2 separate regions of the Homo sapiens genome follow, and region 1 is linked to region 2. The links are chromatin loops, found by intact Hi-C in ENCODE. Cell type or tissue: PC-9. All regions are shown on one strand. Links, peaks and the distances in the headings refer to the core of each region. The heading gives the core; the rest is flanking DNA.

Region 1 (8,996 bases), core at 2,347-6,346, 100 kb before region 2:
GGAGCTAGGACTACAGGCACATGCCACCATGTCTGGCTAATTTTTGTATTTTTTTACAGAGATGTGTTCTCACTATGTTGCCCAGGCTCGTCTCAAACTCTTGGGCTCAAGTGATCCACCTGCCTCAGGCTCCCAAAGTGCTGGGATTACAGGAATGAGCCACTAAACCCAGCCTACCAGTTTAGAGAGTACCTCAGGTAGGCAGAATCCTTAAATCTACTCCTTATCCAAGATTCCCTATCCGAATCCCTGGCACAGGGAGTGAGAACGTTTCAGACCACGTTTACTATAAAGTTACCTTACAGATGTAGTTACTAATCAGTTGACTTCAAATTAGTCTAAAGGGAGATTATCAACTAAGCGAGGTGGCACATGCCTGTAATCCTAGCACTTTGTGAGGCTGAGGTGGGTGGATATTTTGAGCCCAGAAATTGGAGACCAACCTGGGCAACATGGCAAAAACCCGTCTCCACAAAAAAAGTTAAAAATTAGCTGGGTGTGGTGGATGCCCCTTTGGTACCAGCTATTTGAGAAGCTGAGGTGGGAGGATCAACTGAACTGGGGAGGTCGAGGCTGCAGTAAGCCGTGATTGTGCCACTCCAGCCTGCCAATCCAGTAAGCTGGGATTGTGCCACTCCAGCCGTGATTGTGCCACTCCAGACAAGAGTAAGACCTTGTCTAAAATAAAAAATAAAATTTTTTAAAAAAGGGTGGATCTGAGTGGACCTAATTTAATGACAGACGCCCTTTAATAGCAGAGACTTTTATTTGCTGTAGCAGAAGAGAAAGTTAGGGAAATCTGAAACCAGAGGGATTGGCTGTGCTGTGATGGAGGGAGCCAGGGGCAAGGACCTGAGAGCTTCCTATAGGATGTGAGAATGTCACCCAGGTGACTGTCAGCAAGGGAACAGGGACCACAGACCTACAACCACGAGGAAATGAATTCTGCCAAAAACCCGAAGGAGCTTGAAGGTGGATGCTTCCTGGAGCCTTCAGATTAAAGTCCAGCTAAGTCCACCTTGACTTTGGCTTTATGAGATCCTAAGCAGAGAACCCAGTTGAGCCCATCTGGACTTCTGACCTATGCACAAAACTGTAAGCTAATAAATGGGTGCTATTTTCACCACCATATTTATGGTAATTTGCTATGTAGCCAAAGAAGACTAATGCAGCACCACGCTGGGTCAGGCAGTGTGCTTGATGCCAGGAATATAATAGTGAGAAAAACAGACAAGGTCCATGCTTTCATGGAGCCTGTATTCTTGGGAGGAAGACAGAAACAAATAGACACACAGATCAATAAATGAATGAGAATGTAAACATTTGCACCATGAAGAAAAGGAACGGGGAACTGTGATAGGGATGCCTAAGATTTATTAAGTGACTGATGACAATTATGACGTCAATCTTTATTTTCTTTTGATAGGAAAAGATGTCCGTCCACAACTTTTCAGTGGAAAAAGCAGATTACCATTTTATATGCATAGCTTCATCTCATTTTTGCATCAACATGCACATAAACAAACATTTGCAAGTGTATACATTAGAATATTATTAATATTTATCTCTGGGTGGTGGTTTTAAACTTTTCCCCTGTATTTAATTTTTATTTATTTATTTATTTTGAGATGGAGTCTCTCTCTGTTGTCCAGGCTGGAGTGCAGTGGCGCAATCTCGGCTCACTGCAACCTCTGTCTCCCTGGTTCAAGCGATTCTCCTGCCTCAGCCTCCCAAGTAGCTGGGACTACGGGCATGAGCCATGGTGCCCAGCCGTTAAAATTTTCTCCTTCAGACTTTTTTTTTTTTTGCTCTTTTTGGATTTTTTTAAACCTAAGAATGTATAAATAGTATCATACTAAAATATAAAGCTATTTTCTTTGTGGGGAGAAACCAGTATTGGGTGGGACTGCTGCTCTTGACTTGGTTCTAGGTGGGGGTGTGTGAGGGGCGGGGTGGGTGACTGAGCACAGCAGTAAGATTCCGCCCCAGGACAGACGCCCCAGGGAGAGCAGGCTATAAACGTGTGGTGTCTCACAAATATTCCTTCAGACTGTTTTTCTTTGGAATAAAGACACCTGCCCGATTATGGCTTTCTTCTCCTGCCCTTTCAGTAGTGATTTGCAGAAACAGGCTGGGAGAAAGGGGTCTTTGGTAAACACGGAGGGGTTAAAGGGGAAACTGTTTAATAACAGTAGTAAAACGCAGGCTATTTTTGACATCTGGGTTAATGTCCATTATGTTCCATGTGCTTTCCAAATGTGTGCAGTGTGCCCCCAGGTACAAAAACAGACACCCATTCACGACGGCTTCAGATGCCCCTAACACGCTGCACGTGGTGCCCACATAAAAGGCAAGCCCCTGATAGACTAATTAACAACGGTTGGAGGAGAAGAGCTGCTCCTTCTGGGGGCAGCGGGCATCCTGCAGAACAGCTCCATGAAGCCACTCTGCTCACAGGAAAACCCAATAGAGTCGTTTCTGCTAAAAAAAAAAAAACAAACAAAAAACCAAAACTATAACTACATCTGTGTTATTACTTAACATCTTTAAAAACGGGGTGGAATGGGTTTCCCGTTTTCCTCATGAAGATTTATTTATTATTGTTGTGATCAAAGTGGCAACAAATTATGTTAAATCATTTAATTTTCTTGATAGAAGCAACCACCTTGAAACCATAATTCAAAAAATATGAGTGGAGAGCAACATTTTACCTTGAGAGTGGACTCCTACAGCTCCACGGGGCAATAAAATGTAACACTTCAGAACCCAAAGGGCTGGGGGCTGGGATGGGGGTGGGGCGGGGCCAGCCCTGTGCTCAGAATTGCACACTGCTGTTAGGGATGACGGAGTTTGCTGGGAGGAGGCAGTGGAGGGACTTGGTATTTCAACTTTGGTTTCTGTGCACGGGGTATAACTCATCCATAACGTTTTAAATGAAGGGATTCAAATGAATATAGGCTGTGTACATCAAAATGGCAGCACAGACTGCTATGTCTCCGTAGGATTTATTTTTGTCATTATTATTGTGGTCAGAATTATTAACAGGTACCATTTGTTGCGTGCTATCTGCCACCACCCTCTGTGTTTTGCATTAATTATCTGAAACCAGCTCGATAGCACTGAGGTACTGATGCAGTTGGTTAATAGCCCCTCATGCAGATGAGGAAACGAAAGCTTAGAAGAACTGGATGCTTTTGGTAAAATTCCCCAGCTCCCTGGGGCCTCATTTGAATCCAGGTCTTTTGGACTCCAGCGACCATTCTCTCCAGAGACCACTGCCTCCTTGAGGCAAGCATTTCCTAAACCTGTCTTTTGTGTCCTACTTTTCCCATTTTTGTAACCTCTCCACAATACCTGTGATATGTAACTAACATTTTTTTAAAAATTATCTAAAAACTGGCCGGGTGCAATGGCTCACGCCTGTAACCTCAGCACTTCGGGAGGCAGAGGCGGGCGGATCACTTGAGTCCAGGAGTTCAAGACCAGCCTAGCCAACATGGTGAAACCCCGTCTCCACTAAAAATACAAAAATTAGCCAGGCGTAATGGCGGGCACCTGTAATCCCAGCTACTAGGGAAGCTGTGGCAGGAGAATCGCTTGAACCAGGAAGGTGGAGGTGGAGGTTGCAGTGAGCCAAGATTGTGCCACTACACTCCAGCCTGGGTGACGGAGTAAGACTCCGTCTCAAAAAAAAAAAAAAAAAAAAAAAATTATCAAAAACCTAAATGTTTCCTTTTTAAAGAAATATTTATTTTGCTGCCATAATAGAACCATTATCTGTCTAATATGCACTATGATAATTGCATGGCTATTAAAGTAAAAGTGCTTGTTCACAGAACACCTAAAACTATCTCCTGGATATGCTCTCCTTGCCTTCAATCAGCCTTGCCTGCAAGATGGTTCCCAGCGCCCAGCCATGGCCTTCTCCCCACTGGCAGAACCAGGCACGAGTCGGCTGGTCTTGCATATACTCTGGCCACCGGCCAGCCCCAGCACCACCCTAGTCTACATTTTGGGCTTTTGTCTTCTCAAGGGCAGAAAGCAGTGAAATAAAAGATCAGATATCTGCCATTTAACACAAGCATTAGGTACTCTATGCACTTTTTAAAGCATTGGTTGAGTAGAAATGTATTTGATTGTTTTTCCTCAAAAGAATACCTTCTTTAACAGGAGAGACTGCCCATGGCCAAAGGTCTTTGTCACTCTACTCCAAGGTTTCTCCATCTTGGTACTACGGCCATGTGGGGCTGGATGATTCTTTGCTGTGGGGGCTGCCCTGTGCATGGTAGGATGTTTAGCAGCATGCCAAGCCACTGCCCACTAGATGCCAGCAGCACTGCCCCTCTCCCAGTCATGCAATCAAAAATGTCTCAGGACATGGCCAAATATCCCTGGGAGATAAAATTGCTCCACTTGACAACCACTGGCCTAGTCAATTGTTACTGTACACAATTGGTTGACTGTGCTGTTTTAAGCAGTGATATGTTGGTAGATATGTACAGTATATGCATACATGCATCTACCAACCTATATAAGATATGAACACTTTTGGAGAAATAAAGATTAATTTCTAAGCTGCTTTCATATTATTTCAGAAACAGTTGCATAGATTGAAAAGTCCTGTGGAAATAGGTAGGTACAACCTCAGTAATAAAAATAATGAAAATGTACAACTTTTCTGACATAAAAACAGAAATGCTACAATCCTGAGATAGCGAGACACCTAAGACACTTGCTGAGTTAAGTGAAAAGGTGAAATCTAGTTTAAATTTATAGCATTCCTTCAGTGTCCCTCTAGGAGTTTGGCATTTTGCCAAGCTTCCTTGTTAAAAATTTGTTAAACGTGTTTGGCATTAATGCAAACACAAAGTGGTCATTTGTTACAAATTCTATTGGAATGCATTCATTTAAGGCAATGAAGTAGTTACTAGAAAAGAAAAAAAAAGTTCATTAAGTACATTTTAAAAATACAATGATGTATGCAGTGTGTAACTGTGGCGCCCTGGTGGCTATATAAATCGCTGACAGAATAACCACACGTTGTGTTTAGTTTGAAATTGGAATCTTTTAAACACAACCGATAGAACAAAAACTGGTTTTGTTTGTTGTCAAAACTAATGATAGTCTTTCTTTTCTGAACTAGTTAAAATAACCAAAGGTTTGGAATACAATTTCTAACATCTCAAATCAGTGTAACATACAGGTTAAAAGAATGCTTTGGGAATCTTTGCGGGTGCCACTACTGACATCAGAGATGGGGGCTGATCCAACAAACAGAACACCTGCACTCTGGAAAGAGGGGGATGTCCGAGTCATCCTGGAGAACCCCACTTGGGTAGCGCCGGTACCTCTGCTCTCTGAGCTGCCTGAGGTTATTAGGTTACCTGCAGAGGGAAAACTGTGGCTTTCATCACAGAGACAATGGTATCCTATGAACAAATATCCTAAGCCTGTGTCTAGAACTCCCACTCCCTGTCCTGCCCTAAACTGTTCACACAAAGGAATTATTGCTGAGTAATAGTGATTCCTGAGCTTGCTGAAGAAACAGTTCTGAAGCTCAGCTCCATGAGAAAGGGGATACTTGACATCATCTGAAATGTAGCCCTGCCACATGGCTGGCTATGGATGTTAATGTGGAATACCTCATCCCAGGGCCCATTGATGCTGGCTAAAAATCATTGTTAAAGGTGAATGAAAAAACTCACCATTTCCAAGAAGTATTCAGAAATGATTTACTACTTTCTTCTTCCCTTTCTCTCTCACACGCTGACATATTTAATACTTAGTACCATGAAAGTGTCCAGATAATAGAATTCCAGTGGTCCTGAGACCCTGGGACCAGATCAAATTCCCATGGCTCCCAAACTTCCTTATATTGATCTCTTCTGCCATCTGGGTTTGATATTATCTAGGCTGCCCTTGAAGCAGATGGATCCAGGATCTCTTGATCCCAATCTCTGGAAACATTCTCCTAGTTAAGGGTAAATTTAGGCTGGACATCATGGTTCATGCCTGTAATCCCAGAGCTTTGGGAGACTGAGGTGGGTGGATTGCTTGCCCAGGAGTTTGAAACCAGCCTGGGAAACATGACGAAACCAGCCTGGGAAACACGACAAAACCTCATCTTTACAAGAAATACAAAAAATTACCCAGGTGTGGTGGCAGGTGCCTGTAGTCCCAGCTACTTGGTAGGCTAAGGTGGGAGGATTGATTGAGCCCAGGAGGTCAAGGCTGCAGTGAGCCATGATTATGCCACTGCACCCCAGCCTGGGTGATAGAGTGAGACCCAGTCTCCAAAAAAAAAGGAAAAAAAAGGATAAAATTAGACAAAACCTTGCACCCTGTATGTGGCCTGGAAAAGTTTACCGTACCCTTCACAAATGCCAAACAGGCTCAAGAAACAAAAAGGCAGCCAGGCGCAGTGGCACACACCTGTAATCCTAGCACTTTGGGAGGGCAAGGGGGACAGATGGCCTGAGAGCCTGGCCAACGTGGTGAAACCCTGTCTCTACTAAAAATAAAAAAATTAGCCGGGCATGGTGGCAGGTGCCTGTAATCCCAGCTACTCAGGAGGGTGAGGCATGAGAATTGTTTGAACCCAGGAGGCCGAGGTTGCAGTGAGCCGAGATCGTGCCACTGCACTCCAGCCTGGGAGACAGTGAGACTCTGTCTCAAAAAAAAAAAAAAAAAAATCTAAGAAGAGAGAAAATACTTATCTCCAGAAGCAACAAGAACACATGATAGGAAAGGGAGAAACACACCTTGAATACTGTGGAACACATCTTGGTTTTGTGTGGCCTAAAGTTCGTACCATTTTAGAGGCCTTCTTTCAGAAAAAGAATACATAAATAATTGACTATTTCAAGCTTGATAAAAAGATACGGCCTTGTGAACATTTCACTGGGGCACCTCCCAGGGCCTTGGAAAAGTCAGCTTACCTGAGGTGCTCCAAACGTAAGCTCCATTATCTTCATGATAATAAGCCCTGTTATCTTATTTTTGAGATGGCATTTTCAAATTCCAATGAAAATAAAGTAAAACACTGTTAAAAAGCCCTTTACTGAAAAGAACTTGGTTTTAAGATGAGCCTGCCATAGCATATACAAGTCACAGGAAGACATCTCCCTAAACTGGATCTTAAGAAAGCTGTCATGTTCGGGAAAGAGATGCCCCCTCCTAGAAAAGGAGCCAGAGAGAGGCATTCTGGAGAATTTGAAACATGAAGGAACAATTTGATATCTCAAGTTTACTGACCAGAAGTGGCTCCAATGACAAGTGTTTACAACAGGATCTTCATAGAGCCAATAATGGCAATTAGTCTCCAGGATTTGAAGGCGCCCTTCCCGCCTCACTGAGGTGGAATGCCATTTACTCTTGGGCTGGTGACTAATTAGGGGTCTCGTTTGAAGATCAAGGTTTTGCGATTCCTGCTTCTTAATAACATGGTTTGCCTGTCGGCCACCTGGGTCCAGGCGAGACCTCCCTTTCCCTCTCCCCACACAGCAAGCACTGCCTTAGGCCAGAGCAAGTGTGGGCAGGAAACCACAGATCCAGCCTTTTGAGCAATTTAACCTCTTCACCGCCAAGATCCTACAACCCAGTGCTTGATTCAGCTGTGCAAAAATGGAGGCATTTGACCTTGTTTCTCAGGCAGGGCTGAAGGCTTGCCTGTGGTGCAAAGAAACCACCTTGGAGGTGAAATGCTATGCAGCATACTTTCTTGGAGAAGAAGAGAGAGAGAAAGACTCCACTTTTCCAGGTGAGTAGCTCATCAAGAGGCTGTCTGCATTTGCTTCAGGCTGGGCCATTTCCAGAACGCCTAATAGAAGTGACTGGCAAAAGAAGGGGGTAGGCAGAGCCCTGATGTAACTGCTCATGAGACCAAAGAGGCTGAGGTGCCTGCATCTTCAGACATCTTGCCAGGACCCCGTGGCCTTGCTATGTGAGGCTGGGCTGGGGCTACACTTTCTAAGACATGGTGGGGGAGAAGCCAAAACAGCAGGAAAAGTAAGCTGCAAAGAATTAAGCTTGTAACAACTTGGGCAAAGCACAAACAGTGACTGAGGTTGCTCCTTTGGCTGTTGACACACGCTGGCCTGGGTCGGTTGTGGTCACTAAACCCATTAGCGTTCCAATGTGGCAACAGCTAATGCAGCAAGTTCAATGTGTTTTTGTTTAATTTCTAAATGCTGGGTGTATGCCTGCAAGGATGGCCTGCTGAAGACAGACAACTCCACTGCCATAAACACAGTCATCATTGTCAGTGATCTGAAATTCATTTTTTAAACTATTTATTTCTTGGCAGATAGGGGCTAAATGGAGTTTTGCATTTCATGAACTATTTTTTAACTTCAACTTGCTACACACTTCTATGTGTTTTCTAAGCAACCACCAATTCAGAGTTTCCCCGCAACAAAAGGAAATAGTCTTCTCTGGGGGGAGGGGACCATTTTTGGTAGGGGAGAAGGGAAAAGGGAAACATAAACACAAACCAGCAACCAGCTGGGTGAAGTCAGGCCTTTTAACGATATGCTGCCTCTCTGGGCCCTAATCCTCACCTGCAAACAAAGGAACAGGAAGAATGCTACCTCGTTTTGGTCTGCAGAGTTGAAAGTGAAGTGGGTTCTTAAATGAGATACAAAGGCAGATTCAGTCTGGATTTTATATTGTCTTCAATCTTTGTTTATGAAAACTACAGGAATCCTTCCTTCCTTTCTCCTTTCCTTCCCACCCTCCCTTGCCCAACAGACCACCTTAAAGGGAAACAATAACATTCCCCTCCAAAGAATGAGGAGTTTGAGAAAAGCAAGCAGAGGTTATTTCAGTGGGAATCTGAGGCCAGTCACATTTGCACAGTGCCAAAAAGCAGACATACTCTCTGGTTTGAACTTATATTTAAATCCCATGCCAAAGCCTGCCCTTGTAGGTCTGCATGAAGCACAAGGGCCCAGGGCTGAAACCCTTGGTCTCCCATCTCCAGCTCCCACTCAGGGATA
Region 2 (8,996 bases), core at 2,597-6,596:
AACTCCATATACCTTCTGGTCTTTAATATCATATATCTGACTGAGGGATGGAAATTCACTCTAGTGTCTCAGGCTGGTTTCCTTCCCAGGCCATCCTCCTGGGTCTTATAGGATGTCCTTAATCAGAACCACATTACTCAGCTAGAGGAAGTCCTTGTGCAGACGCTGGCAAGACACTATGGCAAAAGAGTTTCACAACATGAAAGGTCAGATTGAGAATAAAAGCTGCAGTTATCTGTTGTGTTTTCTTTAGTTGAGAAAATAAAGGCAGGGTGCCTAACTCCTGAGGAACCAAGATTTGGATAAGTAGCAGCCACTTAGGAAAGGAGTTCCATTGGCCGCTGAGTACAATGGCCAGTTGTGGAAATGGAAAGTCCTTAAATTCCAAGTATTCTGGACCTGAGCAAGGATTTTCTCATTTTATACAGATACGTTTTTATATTTCAGTAACACCCTAGACTGGTAAAACAAAAATAGCTACATCTTGTCAAAAAATATAATTGTCACTGGACTGTGTAAATATACACACATATATATATATACACTACATATATGTGTGTTAGATATACACATATACATAATATATATTTTACATATATGTGTTAGACAAATAAAGCACATTTTAATCGTAAAAGCTACCAGTTATTGTGCTTTTTTTTTTTTTTAAGTGCCAGGCACTATGTTAAGCACTTTCCATGCATTATTTAGTCTCTCAACAAACTAGCATGGTAGGGACTAGCTTTGTCCCTATTTTACAAATAGAAAAAACTTGAGATTAGAGAGGAAATTCAAGGCACACAGTTAGACACAGAGCCAGAAGTGGAACCCAGGAGTGCCTGACCCCCGAGCCCAGCAAATTGAACCCTAGCAATTCTCACTTGTTCCATTAAGATGAGTGCCCAAGCTGACTGTGAAAAACAGGGGAGGAGGTGAAGTGATGAGCCATTTCACTTCACTAACACATAGGTGTGAAGGAGTTAGGCGTTACTCCAACCCTGTATCTTCATCCCAGGGAGGCAGCCTGCAGGCTTTGCCGATGGAAGGCAGGGTGTGAGAAAAGGAAGAAGTGATTGCAAAAACCCAAGACCCACCTCCTTTACAAATTTTGCCCAAGATCAGCCTGGCTGGGGAGACTCTGAGAACTCAGAGGGACCAGAGGACTTAATGGAAATCTGTCCCTCACCCAGTTTCAAACTGATAGCCTTCCCTTCTCATGCAAGGGGCTTGCCCTAGAGATTTGGGGCAAGAAATATTTCCAGTGCGCCTCTACCTTAACTCACACCACAGGGGCAGCTAACAATTACAGAAGGAATGAACTTTTTCATCAAATGTCCTTCCATAAAACCATTTCCCAGGAAATGGAACACAGCATGAAGCAAGCCGACTGCAATTTTCCACCAACAATGAGCATCGTGGGGCACAGGTACTATATTTAAACAATTTTCCTCCAGCGTTTTGGCAAGGCTGTCTCTCAAGGAGACTTACCAAGTTGGGCTGAGGTCTCATTCCCCTCCGGCCAGCAGGATCAGAATGTTTAATATGGCCCTGTCTCTTCAACACCCATGTGTAAACCACCAATAAACAAGCCAGGAAAGACCTGCAGGCCTAATTGCCTTTTAACTCTGCCAAGATGATAAACTCCCAGAGCAAAGAAGGAAAGACTTCCAGGGATTTAACAAGTTTATCTGCCTGCCACTTGAACATTTTCTGTCTGCCTACACTTCAGTGAATTCACCAATAAAAGGATAAAAGGGCCCAGAATGTCAGACCCCTCAAATGACCAAGAAGTTCCACATTCAAAACGTATGACCAGCAAAAATTAACCAGTTAATTGAGCTTCATTTTAGGTGTTTTTAAGATCTGGAGCAAGGGAAGTGGGGCCACTTGACTCTTTCTAGCACTGGCCATTTCTCTTTTATTGACCAAGGCCTAGAAATCTTTACTTACAATAAAGAAAATTGTTTTCACAAGGAAACTGGGATAGGCAACCCATTCTGAAACCTCTAAAATTTTAGATAGAGCATTATACTGACAGGAGAGAAACTATACAAATCTCGGTGGTGGGAGAAATGGAGTATATCATATGGGCAGTCATAAGATTGGTGTTTACTTCTGTAAAGATATTTTTCATCTCTCCCTGAACCAACTTGCAAATTAAGCATGTTGGTTGTTTTTGTTGGTTTGTACCCTACCACCCAGAAGAAAAATACTGAGAGCTCTTTACCTATTGGAGTTAAATTGGAAAAGCAAAGCAACACCAAACAAAGAGACTTGGGGTAAGTACAGAGAGGTGGTGCCATTCAAGGCATTAAAGCAGGGTGAATGGGCATCACCTCTGGGAGGCCATTTCACAATCTTTATCAATATTAATGTGCAACTTCCCTTTTAGGAATTTATTCCAAAGAAATTATTGGCTAAGTGAATAAAGGTTAAGCCCAAAAGGCTTTAGGGAATTCTACTAGGGAACATTTTAAAACATCTAAAGTTCACCATTAATAACTGGCTAAAGAATGCAAAATTCCATACTCCGTTACTATAAAAATGATTCCATAGGTGTATATTTATTAATGTGGAAAGTGTCCAACATACAATGTTAAGTTCAAAAAGCAGATTATAAAAACATTTATAATATAATCCCATTCTTTTTAAGAGTCTATATATAGTAAAATTAGAAAGATACATAGTTCACCAAAATGTTAGTATTTCTGGATGGTGGATTAGAGGGGACTTTTATTTTCTTTGGCAAAGATTTTTGAATTATTTGAAATGTTTAATGAGAAAAATGCATTGCCTTTAGAAATGTTAAAACACTAAAGCAGAACAATAAAATTGAATAAAAACAAAACATTCCCACCACCATCATTACTGTCCTGATCAACAGGAAAAGCTGAAACAACATCATGGGAAGACCCAGCTATCCTTTCTCGAGGAGGCAGGAGTAGAGAACGCTGATGGATTTGGTCTTGCCTTATCAGCACATATAACTGTTGTTCAAGCGTAGTCTCCAGTGAGATGCGAATGGAATGGTAAAACCACAAGTGGGCTCAAAATCCCAACAGGTGTCTTCTCCAGGGGACCCAGGTGTCTCTCTTTCCTGGAATCATGGTACAAATGTCGAGGACTCCCCTATTAAGCTAACCTGTACCACTTAATAAAACAGGAACAGTTCTTAAGTACGGCACTTGCCAACTGAAAAATCTGGAGCACTATTTTTCTATTAAAACCTTGTCCATGTTTTTCCTATTGGAACCTGGAAACTGGACAAATTCTGAAGAAATCCGAAGGAATTTCTTTAGAAAAGAATTCTGTTAACACCAAAAGCTCCCAAGCACTACACAAGGCAAATGCTAGGTTGCGTTACGCTCAAATGTAAAAGCAGGGTTCCAATCCAAAGTGATGTGTCCTTCACACCAGGCTTTGTGTGCATCAGGGTTTATGCATTTGTACACTGATCCTCGCACATTTCTGCATCTCCCTGCTTCATAATTTCATAATCAGTTCCAGATTTCCTATTTCTTCCACATCGTAAGGCACAGAGTTCCAGATTTGAGAGATGCAAGGTTTAAGGGTATGAAAGTGCAGTGAAACGTACGATAATAATAAAACCAAAACTGAAGTTTTGTTTCATACCCACTGAGAAGTAACAAACTGAGTATATACCTTGGGACCCATCTGATCTTCAGAAACTGTTGGAACATGGTAGACATGTACAAAAATTTCATATGTAAAGTGGATCCTTTGGTTGGTAGACCTCCTTACCAACAAAGCTAAAAGTGTTCCTACATTGCTATAATAAACACATCGGATTTGGATATGCCTGCCAAAGCACCATAACGCTTCTCTCAAAATTCAGAACTCTGTCTCTACATTACAAGACAGAGCAAACTGAAAGATCAGGTTAATCTAGGATAAACTTCATCTCTTGAGTTCAAAGACAACTGGCCTCTCTAGGGGTTTCAATCAAGGGTTCTTTGAAGGATTGCTCTCAAATTCATTAAAGAAATTTCACTGACTTCACAGACTTTGGCATTAAATAGATAACCTGAGCTCTTCATTGCCTGGCAAAATGACTGTTCACCTTTGAAGCTCTGCAAATTGGGATTAAGTTGGCTGTTTGCCTTTTACCTCAAAGATGACTCCACTCCATTGACCAGCGAGTCCCCAGGCAATGACCTGGTTGATCAATGACATCAAATTTATCTCTACAATGTGTCTCTTAAAACACCCATCCTTTCAACAGATTGGCTTTGTTATGATTTTTGCTTTAGATGTAGTAGTACTCTTGATAATAATGCCATCCCCATAATAAAAATTCAGGAAATGAATCATATTTTAAAAATCCAAGTGTAATTTCCAGCTAACTTGAAAGATGTGTGGGGTTTTTAGATGTATAAACTCAACTTTTAAACCCTGCTTTGAATTTCGCTTCCTCAATTACCACAGAAAATGAGGTGTCTCATCAGACCCTGGAGCGAGCCCTAAAGCAGCACGGACTTGCTTTTCACAATGACTCTGCACATTCCGGAGAAGGATCGGCATAAACACATAGGTTTTCACCCTCTAACCCCACCGTCTGCTTCCTCTGTGCCCCATAATCTAAAACATCTCTTCTTCGCAGGTATATGGTCTTGGATTTGTCACAGTGTACGGGAGACTTTACAAGGCCAATAAAATGACAGCTGCACAGAGGGAACTGGGTGGCTTTTACCGACTCTGAAACACCACTGCCTTTAACTCCCAGGGATCAGGAACTTGAAAGCACTCCGATTCACTTAGCTCTGTGTTTGTCATAAAGTTAAGGCTAATCAGATTTTCCCCAACTTGCAGCCCTATCTTAAATCCTCAAGCTGCTCCTATGCAAACTTAACTGATGGAAGATGTGATTACGCCTTCTCAGGTCATAAATTCTAGATATTTATAACATAACTGTTGTCATTTAGGCCAATTAAGATGCTTTTACTAGCTCGGAACAACTACCTATGGGGCTTGTCAAATACTCTGACAGTGGTTTATGACCCTTCACAGTGATTTTATCTTATAGGGATATGAAAGATGGTTGCATGCAAAAATAGCCAGGAGGCCTTGAAGCACATTCTTCATATTAGCATCATCCATACCCCATTTCCATTCTGTCCCCTTTCTTATCCACTAAAACCCCGATTTGACTCTAACTGCCCCCCCTCCAGCCAGAGTTGGTTTCTTTGATCACCTTTTTTTTCTCCAAAGACCTAAAAGAGGGAGATAACACCTCTTGAGACACTACTATAAAACACCCAAGTGGTGGGCTGGTTAAACGCCCAGCTGGGAATGCCAGACTTCCACATGCATAACATGTCCCTAAAGACAAGTGGGTTTTCCTTTTCACTTAGGGCAAACACTCCCTCATGAAAAGCAAAAGAGGGTGGGTGACAACAAAGAAAGAACGGGACATATTTGGGGAGTTCATACAGACAGGTTATAGCTTCTCCTTTTCCTTTGTGAAATATCGCTTATCTACTACTGTTCCCCTCCTGCCGTTTCTTCTTTTAACAAGGCCCCCAAGCACTGATTTCAGGCACTGTACTAGGCTAGGGATACAGGGATCAAGAAACACTCAGGCTGGCTGGAGACACAGACACCTTGATAATTATAATGCAAAGTGTTAACAGGTAACAGGACAGTCATGCACAGCAAATTCTGGAAGCACTGAAAAGTGGCATTTCACTTTTGGAAGGGAGGTGGTCAGGGGAGATTCCTTGGGAAAAAGAATTCCTAGTCTGGGCCTTAGAAAATGCCAGGAGACAGCTAGGCCAATTGGGGGAGAAAAGTAGTTCCAGGAGGGAGAGAAAGAACAAAGGCGTGGATTGGAGGAGGACATGGGATACGTGGAAAATGCCAGGCAGGTGAGTGTTCCAGAGCATCACATCCCTGCCAAGCAGCAGTGAAAATTGAGGCTGGAAAGGAAAGTCAGGGCACACTCCTGTGGGACTTTGTATTCACATGACATAAGCTATTTCCTTTCTTGTTCAAAGGAGGCCTGGTATAATGGTGCTCTTTTCATAAACCTAACTGGACATAGTTGGGTAAGAATTTTTCCATCCGAATCTGTTTGCTTCGTACCGCCATCCATAGCTGGCACTGTCAAATTCCCCAGACTAACTTGACAGACATAACTGTTTGAAAATCCGGCCACACTTCCCTTGGTAAAGAACGCTTTGCTTTCGATGACCAAAACAACACTATTTGTAGAAGCCAGGTAAAGCACCCAAAATTCCACCTGATATAACAAATATGAAGTGCTGACTCCATACAAAGTCCTATTCTGGGAATGAGTCAGAAATGTGGTGGAGAAGGCACCACCTCAGCAGCCAGTGGATTCTCAAGTAGACAGTGACACATCATGGATCTTAAAATGTAATGGTCTTTTATCAATGTGATTTTTTCCTTGTGTTTCTAATGATGACAATTTGATTGAATTTGACCAAAGGAAAAAAAATAAAAAGTACAACATCTACTTGGCCAAAGGAAGATAAAAGTGTGGAAAATATATCATAGCATTTGAAATTCTGCAGTATGGGCAAATGCAAGCTACCAGCAATTTCTTCAAATTAGCAGCTTAAATGTGCTACAGAGACACAGGAATCAGAGTAGCAGTGCTAACCTAGGCAGTCCTCAAAATGATCAAATTGGAGTTCATTTTCAAGAATCTTATGGAAGTTTTTGCTGCTGTTAAAAATTTTAAATATTTGACTTTGTTTGTTTATACTCTGCCTTGGTCCAGAAAGGATTAAAGCATCTAATACCAAACAGAAGAGGGTCATATTACTGGAAGAGTGAGTGCTTGAGTTCCTCCTCCTCATATTAGAGGAGGAGTGAGGGCTCCAGTTCCATCTGCCATGCAAACGTCAAGTTGGTTCCGACCGAGACTTGGACCATGCTGATTCAAACCCAGAAAATGTTTCTAAACCAGAACATTCTGATTCAACACAAAATTCCCCAGCTGTGGAGCAACAAGGGAAGAACTGTGAATCCACTTCTAGAGGAAGGCTGGGAACCAATGAGCTTTATCAGCTGAGCAAAATTCCAGATAAAGAATTCATGTTCTCTGATTTGTTCTCCATGCCCACATGTGACTTGTTTCTGACCTGAGGATGGTATAAAGTGGCACAGTGCAGTGGGAGGCACAAGCCCCACTGCCTGGTTTGCATTTCAGTTTCACCACTTGGGCAAGTCACCTGAGCTTTCATTCCCTCAGTTTCCTCATTACCACAGAGGATTACTGTAAAGACTGAAAGAATTAATACATGAAGACAGTGCCTGGCACATATGAAGTGCTCAATAAATGTTAGCTGTAATTATGATTTTCTATTCCTCTGTTAAGCACAGAGAGAACTACAGAAGTAAAGACCCCTACTTTGTCATGTTAAGTATAGTGAACCCCAAGTTTCTCTTCAAAGAATCAGTATGTCAGTATGTTCAGCTCTCTTATTCTTTGATTTTCCATTTTAAAGTTTAACTTCCTGGTTCTCTTCGCCCTCTTGCTTCTAGTTTCAGTAAACAACATTTTTCCACCAGTTTTAATCAGTAGTTCACATCTGTTCCCCTGGTCACCTGCTTTGACCTCAGTCATGCCTGGTCACCTGCTCTGACCTAAGTCCCCTTTAGTTATCTATTCCTAACTGTCCTTCCCACCAAACTATTCACCCTGCCACTCTGGTTCATACCCCTGCTCTGTTTAAAATAGCCAATCAGAATTAGCTTAGACTGAGCAGTCCAACCCTAGCCAATAGAGGAACGACACAGCAGTAGGGTCCTGCATCAGGAATAAGAACTACTTCCCCTCCCCTGTCCAGGTGTGCTCTCGCCATTGTTCCATCTGCAAGGGGCACCCTTTCTGCAGAAAGTAAAAATTGACTTGCTGAGAGAATTAAATTTATGTTCAAGTGCTATTTCTTTGCAGCACTGGGTAACAAGCATTTTGCATTTCTAACAGTCTATAGGGAATTTCCAGTCTTGCTTCATGTATGATTGCCAAAGGAGAATCTGCCAACGGTGATCAAGAGAAGGGAATTCCAAAGAAAATTGGGTTAGGACTCCAACAGCTCAAGAGAGAGGGGTTTATGGCATATTCAGAATTTCAGAGGAGGTTTCCTAAAGGAGCATATCTGGGCTGAATCCAACAGGTAGGATGTAGGCAGATATTGGGCATTTTAGATAATGGCAAGCAATAAGCACAGAGATGTGAAAAAAGGAATGAACACTATTTTTAGAAGAGGAAAAATGATACCTCATTATCTGGGAATGGTGGAAAATTCATAAAACTGCGCAGGGGGGCCCATGCGGGAGGAATGTGAGGACGAGTCTGAGGTAGTTGAACCTAATATGGTTGGAAATAAAGAGGAACTGACAATGTGTCGCCACGGGAGGGACACAGAGAACGTGGTGTTTCAGGAAGGTGAACATGGCTGGGGCATGCAGGGTGGATGGGATGGGAAAGTTCTGAGTCAGGGAAACCACCCCAGACTGGTGCTGAGAGGACAGAGAGGAAGTGGTGGATGGGAGAGGTGCCCTGTGGGAAGAACAGGCTGGCCTTGGCCAGTGACTAGACATGAGGTGTTAATGCTCAGGGTCTGGAGTCTGACGGCATGGGTCTGAGGCTCAGCTCTGCCACTCAGCAGCCTTGGCTCGGGGCACTGACTCAGTGGAAACCCAGCTTTTTCCTCTGCAAAATGGGAATAAGTGTGCTGACTTCACCTGGATGGAAAGCACTTAGCACAAGGTCTGCTCATCCCAAAGTGGTCAATAAATGGTAACCATGTCTGTGGTGTCGGTATGATAAAGAAAAAGGAAGAAAAAAAATGAGAAAACTGAGGTTTCTACCTGGTCCTGAAGCCACTGAATGAGACACAGTCCTGGCTGGTCCCTAGTTCCCTCTTCCAGAGACCTCATTAACATTTAATATCAGCCACTTAATGCCTGATAAATTAAGATGTCAGTGTAAATGGAGGCTTGTTTAT

What was found. Peaks named below come from ENCODE experiments on the same cell type or tissue, not always from the same donor. Only the 100,000 strongest peaks of a DNase experiment are listed, where the experiment ranks them.
Region 1: it touches region 2 in a loop (12-fold over the local background); 4 of 110 quality-filtered maps call a loop at or near these places.

Annotation. Positions count from the first base shown.
Region 1 is chr3:55,513,761-55,522,756 of GRCh38, forward strand. The region is part of intron 17 of ERC2 (ELKS/RAB6-interacting/CAST family member 2); the gene reads right to left. Among named protein-coding and RNA genes, the nearest start is that of WNT5A-AS1, 31 kb to the left of the region's middle. RefSeq lists an enhancer at 5,741-6,242. In PC-9, for the core only: no CTCF peak of the experiment used is centred there; DNase peaks (open chromatin) are centred at 4,841 and 5,501; H3K27ac peaks cover 2,353 bases.
Region 2 is chr3:55,615,981-55,624,976 of GRCh38, forward strand. All of the region lies in intron 17 of ERC2 (ELKS/RAB6-interacting/CAST family member 2), which reads right to left. Among named protein-coding and RNA genes, the nearest start is that of ERC2-AS1, 13 kb to the left of the region's middle. RefSeq lists an enhancer at 1-588. In PC-9, for the core only: no CTCF peak of the experiment used is centred there; DNase peaks (open chromatin) are centred at 4,541 and 6,321; H3K4me3 peaks cover 718 bases; H3K27ac peaks cover 4,000 bases.